Linked DNA regions of Mus musculus: region 1 is linked to region 2. The links are chromatin contacts, found by Hi-C or POLR2A ChIA-PET in ENCODE. All regions are on one chromosome and are shown on one strand. The core of a region is the stretch at or near the end of the contact, and the rest is flanking DNA. Distances in the headings are between cores, read along the strand shown. Region 1 holds the start of Smu1 (smu-1 suppressor of mec-8 and unc-52 homolog (C. elegans)). Region 2 holds the start of Dnaja1 (DnaJ heat shock protein family (Hsp40) member A1).

What was found. A loop is a pair of places that touch in the nucleus more often than their neighbours do. ChIA-PET counts read pairs that join two places held with the same protein, here RNA polymerase II (POLR2A).
Region 1: a loop to region 2 is called in a map of heart, with 3 times the contacts of the local background. The contact joins the promoter of Smu1 here to the promoter of Dnaja1 in region 2. A Hi-C loop is called at or near these places in 3 of 37 maps with a recorded cell type or tissue (gastrocnemius and heart). POLR2A ChIA-PET finds 5 or more read pairs at or near these places in 4 of 5 experiments (Patski and embryonic stem cell).

What each region holds. Positions count from the first base shown.
Region 1 is chr4:40,756,222-40,759,754 of GRCm38, forward strand. Smu1 (smu-1 suppressor of mec-8 and unc-52 homolog (C. elegans)) reads right to left here and starts at 1,664. Exons shown (of 12, transcript NM_021535.4): 1 at 1,556-1,664. The coding sequence starts at 1,581.
Region 2 is chr4:40,720,025-40,723,855 of GRCm38, forward strand. Dnaja1 (DnaJ heat shock protein family (Hsp40) member A1) reads left to right here and starts at 2,444. Exons shown (of 9, transcript NM_008298.6): 1 at 2,444-2,609; 2 at 3,679-3,820. The coding sequence starts at 3,689. Gm6297 (predicted gene 6297) reads right to left here and starts at 2,817. Exons shown (of 3, transcript NR_077226.1): 1 at 2,608-2,817; 2 at 1,470-1,643; 3 at 130-1,370. It overlaps Mir207 (microRNA 207), which reads left to right and starts at 2,893; the gene lies at 2,893-2,971. It also overlaps a transcript of Aptx not described here.

The DNA.
Region 1 (3,533 bases), core at 414-2,913, 35 kb after region 2:
ATCTCTCTGAGTTTGAGGCCAGCCTGGTCTACAGAGTGAGTTCCAGGACAGCCAGGACCCTGTCTTAAAACAATAACAACAACAATAATAATAACAATAATAATATGAACATGCAGTTATTCCTCATATAGAAGGGTATTCAAGACTCAAAGATTGGTCGTTAAGGCTATTATTAGACCTCAGGGTAAAATATCCTTTGCAGTTCCTGTCCCGACTAACATTATCCAACACGTTTTGTCGCTGTTTTATTTTTCTACACAGGGACCATCTGTTACTGCGTCATATTTTATTTACTGTTTTTGTCTACTGTCTGCCTCCCGCAATCAAAGCATATATTCATTTAAAGACGATTTATAAAGCTGGGGGTTGGCACACGTCTTTAATTCCAGCACTCCGGAGGCAGAGGCAGGTGAATCTGAGTCTGAGACTCACCTGGTCTACAGAGTGAGTTCCAGGACAGCTACGGCTTCACAGAAAACCTTGTCTCAGAAGCAAAACCCAGGAAAAAAACGACTTACATATAACTGAGTTAAAAATATGTATCTCACCGGGCGTGGTGGTGCACGCCTTTAATCCCAGCACTTGGGAGGCAGAGGCAGGCAGATTTCTGAGTTCGAGGCCAGCCTGGTCTACAAAGTGAGTTCCAGGACAGCCAGAGCTATACAGAGAAACCCTGTCTCGGAAAAAAAAAAAAAAAAAAATATATATATATATATATATATATATATATATATATATATATATATCGCTATGAAGAGGCTCAGGCTGGACTCCAGGCCTTCCTACTTGCCCATTTAATACTGCGATCATAGACGTGCATACTTCACATCCAGCTTCAGTCTTAAAAATACATAGCAGGTTTCAGACTCCGCCGACTTAATTAATAAACCTTGCTTTTCTGCAGATCTTCAGAACATGCGTATCTCTCCCCTCCACTCAGAACACAGCTGTTTGCTAATTTCATAATTTAATTTTACTTTTCAAAAAATAAAAGGCGGTGGGTGGAGTCCTGGGGAGTCCAAGCAAGACTCTTCAGTCACTCACTCCCCGCCCACCTGGCTCCTCGTCGCCGTCCCCGCCTTCACTAAGTCTCATTCTTCTGACTCAATCAATATTCAAATTCTGTGTCCACAAAGAGGTTCTCTCTCTCTGCAAATTGCAAACCAAATCAATACACCACACTGGATCTAATCAGATAGGAGAAGCAGCAGAGTCTTTGGGGTAACTAGTGCTTGGACCAGAAGGAAGAGCTGAGGGACTGGCGGACACCCGGGCAGCGCCGAGGGCGGTGTGGCTAGCAGAGGAAACCACAGTAGTCAGGTCTACTCGGTGTGCCCCAGCACAGCCCGACGCCGGGGCCCAGGGGCTCCAGACGGCCCGCCCCACGGCTGCTCTCTCGCGGGCCCATCTAAAGAGGGAGCCAACCCGGAAAGTGCTTCGAGGCCGCAACCTCCGGCGCGCAGCTCCCCCTCCAACGTCCTCCGACCACCCTCCACTCCACCCCACGCCACGCCGCGAACACGCCACGCCGCGAACACGCCACGGCAGGACTCACTCGGAAGACTCGATTTCGATCGACATAGCGGTAACGCTCCGGGTCCAGGCCCCACTCAGCACACAGCCGGTCGCACAACGCCGCGCGACACTTCCGGCGGCCGCGCTGCGACACTTCCGCTCCGTTAGGGTCTAAAGGGCGAAGGAAGAACACGCCCAGGTGGGCGGGGCGTGAGGGGCGGGGCCTCGCGAAAGCGTGGCAGGACTACGAATGCCCATCGGTTTCGCGAACGTACACACAGGTGGAGTCTTTCTACAGCCTTGGCTGTCCCGCCCTCCTCTGCCTCCCTAATGCTAGGATTAAAAGTGTGCGCTATCGCGCTCAGATCCAGCTAAGAATTAAGTTGGAAAAAGCTGCGGTTACGGAGAAAGAAATGTAACCAAATGCGAAGTTATAACAGATCTGAGACTCCTTTCAATATAGAGTTTAAATCATACCTTACTGGTATGGCATGACAGAGCTGAGGACATAGCTCAGTGATCAGAGTGTTTACCTAGCAAGTCAGACGCCCTGGTTCAATCCCCACTAATAAAAAACCATACATAAATATTGATGAATTTTATAAATAAAGGCTAGGGAAAAGGTGGGATGGACATGCAGCTTATAGCTGGCTTCAAACTAATTATATAGTTGAAGATGCCCCTACTTTCCAAGGGCTAGAATTACAGATGGCATCACAGTGCTTATCTCCAATAAGAGCTATTTTAAAATTCTATTGACAAAGTACATATATATGTATACACTTATATATATATACATATTCATACATATACATATACATATATATACACACACACAACACAGTGGCATGTCTATCTTGTGAAATTACATATTGAGATAGTTTAGGGATTTCTAATGGCTCTTGTCTACCTTCCACACAATTTCTTTACAGTCTCCTTTTTTCCCCCCAGTGCTAGGTATCAAAACCAGAGCCTTTCAATATAGCCGCTCATATGCTGTTTATGTTTTCATTTTTACTTGATTTTTGTTTGTTTGTTTTGTTGTATTGTGTTTGGTTTTTGACACAGGATTTCTCTTTGTAGCCCTGACTGTCCTGGAACTTGTTCTGTAAGCCAGGCTGGCCTTGCTGCCTGCCTCTATTCCTGAGTGCTGGGACTAAAGGAGGGAAATTTTTAAAAAGAGTCGTTTGAAACTAAGTAGAGAAAATGACATATGCTACTGTTACAATGAATGGGATCTTCTAAGGTGCTTGGATTAAAGAGGTGTATCACCATGCCCAGCTCTTTCACGTTTCAAATCACCTATTTCCCATCAACTCTAAAGAACACAGTCTCAGCCAAGCAGTGGTGGCACACCCCTTTAATTCCAGCACGGTGGAGGCAGAGGCTGGAAGCTCTGTGAGTTCAAGGCCAGCCTGGTCTACAAAGTGAGTTTCAGGACAGCCAGAGAAACCCTATCTCAATAATAAGTATAATGACTTCTGAGATAGTCTCATTCAGAGCACAGCATAGGAATTTATTTCTTTCTTCTTTTCTCTCTCTCTCTCTCTTTCTTTCTCTCTCTCTCTCTCTCTCTCTCTCTCTCTCTCTCTCTCTCTCTCTCTCTCCCTTCCTTCCTTCCTTCCTTCCTTCCTATCTTTCTTCCTTTGTTTCTTTCCTTTGTTTGTTTGTTTGTTTTCTGAGATTGTGTTTCTGTGTCTCCATGGCTGTCCTGGGATGAGCTGATTCTCCCCTTCCATCACTTGGAAGAATATTGAAGGGAAGATTACAAAATATTGGGAGGTCCCTGAGTCAAGTACTGCTGAGAACATACTGCAGAAATCCCTATGAGAAATGGTTCCAACAGGCAGGCTAGATAGTGCAGGCCCCTAATGCCAGGTACTCAGGAAATAAGGTTAGAAGATCACAAATTCAAAGCCTTCTCAGGCTACAAGGAATTCAAGGGCAACTTAGTGAATGCCTATCTAAAACTAAAAGGTGGGAGGAGGAATGACGATGTAGCTCAGTGGTAGAACTTG
Region 2 (3,831 bases), core at 1,194-3,693:
GACTGAAAAAACACAAAAGAAAAATAAAGTTTGTATGAGTACCTAAAGCTGTATTTGAAGATCTTCAGCACTTCACCATAAAACATTGGAAACCACTGAAACATTCAATAGAGATCAGGCAAACCACATCAAAAAATAACAAGGCTGATTTATTTACCCCAACAAAATAATCCGTTGTAAACAACACATGCAAGATAGTTTTCTTTTTTCTTCTTGCAGTCCTAGGAATCATACCTAGGGCCTTGAACAGAATAAGAAGCACTCATTCTATGTGTTATATTCCCACTCCAAAGACGGTGTCACACCTAACTCAAGTGATCTTGAGTTCACTAGCCTCCTGGTTCTGCTTCCTAGTTCTGAATTTTCAGAACTACCAAACTAAGCTAAGATCTCATTTCCACACAAAATTATCACATATGAAGTTGCTGGTAATTTTCGAGGTTTTTTGTTTGATTTGTTTTGAGACAGGGTCTTTCTTACTCTGTAGCTTTGGCTGCCCTGGAACCTGCTATGTAGACTGGCCTGGCCTCTATATTAGAGATCTGCCTACCTCTGCCTTCAGAGTGCTGGGATTAAAGGCAGACTTTATCAGCCTAGTCCTGCAATTTTGGTTGGTTGGTTGGATGGTTTTGGTTTGGTTTTTTGTTTTTAATTCTGGTTTTTAATCTCATTACGAGTTAAGTTCCTTGAGAGTAGGGGCCATGGCTTACAAGAGTTTTGTATTGGCAAGGCCTAGAGTATGCCTGGCATAGTAGATATTTTACTCAAAAGTGTTGGCTTAAAGCAGTAGTTCTCAAACCTGTGGGTTTTGATCCCTTCGGAAAACCTTTGGCACATATTTATATTACAATTCACAGCAGTAACAACATTGCAGTTATGAAGAAGCAATGAAAATAATTTTATGGTTGGGGGACACCACAACATGAGGAGCTGTAATAAAGGGTCGCAGCGTTAGGAAGGTAAAGAGCCCCTGCTTTAAAGACGTAACCTATTGATAGATGTGATATCTGAGAGGGTAACACGTAAGCTGAGAAAAGATGTTTCTCAACCAAAACCACAGCACATCATCAAAAAGTCTGTAAGGGAAGTGGCGTAGCTTTAGTGACCACAACAGAGTTTAGTGAAAGCAGTAACGGTGGAGAGGCAGGACAGCTCAAGGTAGAAATCCCAAAATCCGGAGGTTTTTAAGACCACGAGCTAAAGATGTCTTTGGGTAGGTTTGAAGACAGCCTTTCCAGCTCCCTTAGCTCTGGCTACATCCAATTACCTGTGATCTCCATAAAGCACTGAGACAGCCGCTCAGCTGGTAACGCACTGAAGACTTGAGTTGCCCGTGCAAAGGTACGAGAGAACTACAATGGTCCACAAGCCTAGAAACACACAATAAAACGAACATTTAAAGAATCTCATCCCACACTCTGCACTTCCATTAGGAAGTGTGCTTAACTGCTTCTTGTTCACCTGCTGACCTGTATTTTGTGATTTCTCTTATAAGTTTTTAGCTTGTTCCACTTCCAACGAAAGTCCAAGCAAGAGGCCCCGCGGTTAAGAGCATGTACCACCCTTCACAACTGCTCAGAGACAGGAGATTTCAGAATTTGAAGCCAGACTTAAGACTCCATGCCTCTGGCTTCCTTGGGCACCTACACACACACACACACACAGAGGATTCAAAATAAATCTTTAAAATATGTGAACTCTTTCAAGCTTACACCTCCACTTCTTTGATGTATCTATTGTGTTAGTGAATAAGAAAAACATTCACTCTGTCCTTTGAAAGCTTAAGATTCAACTTTGCCAACTATAGATTTTTGAGTCACCAACTGGAAATAAAAACGGTCAGAGAATTAAAACAATAAGCTAAAGCAATTAATTTTGCTTTTGGCCGCTCCTCTGCGGCCAAACTGGGTGGAAGACCATGACCCTCCGTTAGCATGAGGCATTCTAAATGTTTTCCTGTTTGGTGAAGTCCCAGATTCCCTCCGCCCAAGTCGTCAGAGCCAAAAGGATCTGAAGCCTGGGCCAGGCTCGTCCAAAAAGCTCTGACATAAGTGCGCTTGGGTGAAACCAAAGCCTGCGAGGCTGGTTTAGGGAGTAGGCCCGCCTTGCTCAGCATTTCTTGCCCGCAAGGCTCAGAGCTAAGGAGCTGGAGCTGCAGAAAATCAGACTCGCAGCCAGGGCTGGGTTCCACCAATCCCCTTCAGCACAGCGCGCACAACGCCTGAAGCACTCGTCCCCGGCTTACGGGCTCTGGGACATGACCTCTCCACCTCAAGACTTCCGCACTCTGGTTCCTCGCAATAAGAAAAAAAGCCTCTAGAAAATTCTACGAGGCTCGGGAACCCGGGCTTGAGTCCACCCCCACAAGGCCCTTGGGCGCAGCCACTTCCCGCCCCCGCGCCGTTGCCCAGGTAACCGAGGGGCGGTGGCAGCGGCGAGGGGCGGGACTTCCGGCAAGTGACGCGCCGGGGCTCGGCTACAAAAGAGGTCGGCTGCGGCGGGCCGGGCGGAACTTTCCAGAACGCTCGGTGGGTGGTGGAGGAGCAGCGTGTGGCTGAGCTGCGCTGTGCTCCGCTCCTTTCCGCTCTCCGGCGCCGGCCCGCTCACCGGTGAGTCTCCGGCCTCCCTCGGTCGCGGCGTGCGGTCTGGACCCCAGACAGCCGGGGAAGGCGCAGCCGGAGGCGGTTGGTCCCGCGTGGGCGGGGACTGCGGGTTCCTTGAGCCGGCCTCGGGCTTCGGAAGGCTGCCGGGAATGCCCGGCGCCCTGCCCGCCCGCACGCCTCGAGGAGGTCCAAGGCCCAAGCCAATTGGCCTCCCGCCTCATGCTCCTTGCTGCGTACCCCCGCGCTCCGCCGCCCGGGCCGGGTGGGCAGCGCTGCGCACGCGCGGAGCAAGGCAGGGGTGAGGGGCTGCGGGAGGAGCCGGGCGGAGGCTGCGGCTTGCGCTTCTCCTGGCTCTCCTCCCTCTCTTTGTTGAGGTTCGACCTCCCCCCCCCCTCCGCCTTTTCGATCAGGGTGGGAGGGAGAAAGGAAGGAAGCCTTAACGGTCGGCGCCGGGGGGCCCGGGAAACCCAGAGGGCGAGCCAGCTTCCAGGCCTGCGGGGCGAGAGTGGGTAAGCTGCGAGCGAGCAGGAGCAGGATGGCGACGGGGCCCGGGCACCTGCTCCCTGGAGCCGGTCTCCTAAGCCACTCCTCCACCCCCGGGAGTCCAGTGTCGCTTTCCGGCGAGGGTATGGCCTTTATCAGATGTACAAAGGCAGCGGTAATGTACTAACCAGTGGACGGAACCTATCAGTGCTGCTGTGGGTTACTAGCAAAACCTCTGGGGAAAGGAAACCGGAAGAAGCCAAATAATTCATGTGTTAGTGCAGTAGAGTCTGAACCAGCTGCGAGAGAGGCTTTCCTTCGCGTTCCCTGAAATCTATATTTTAATCTGTTCGAGTTTACAGCTGAATCATATCAGGAATTTTTTTTTACCTTTTAAGACGCGTAGGGAAGGCTGTATTAGTATGAAATAAATGCAAAAGAACAGATTGCTTTAGCTCTGGTAGTTAAAGACTACCCGTTAAGAGCCAGTCGTGGCGCACACCTTTGATCCCAGTGCTCAGGAGGCAGAAGCAGTTGGATCTTTTCTACAAAAGTTTAAAGCTGGTTTAAAATTACCATTTTCTGGTTTCAGGCTGTAAAAAATGGTGAAAGAAACCACTTACTACGATGTTTTGGGGGTAAAACCCAATGCCACCCAGGAAGAATTGAAAAAGGCATATAGAAAATTGGCCTTGAAGTACCACCCTGATAAGAATCCAAATGAAGGGGAAAAGGTAAGGGCACA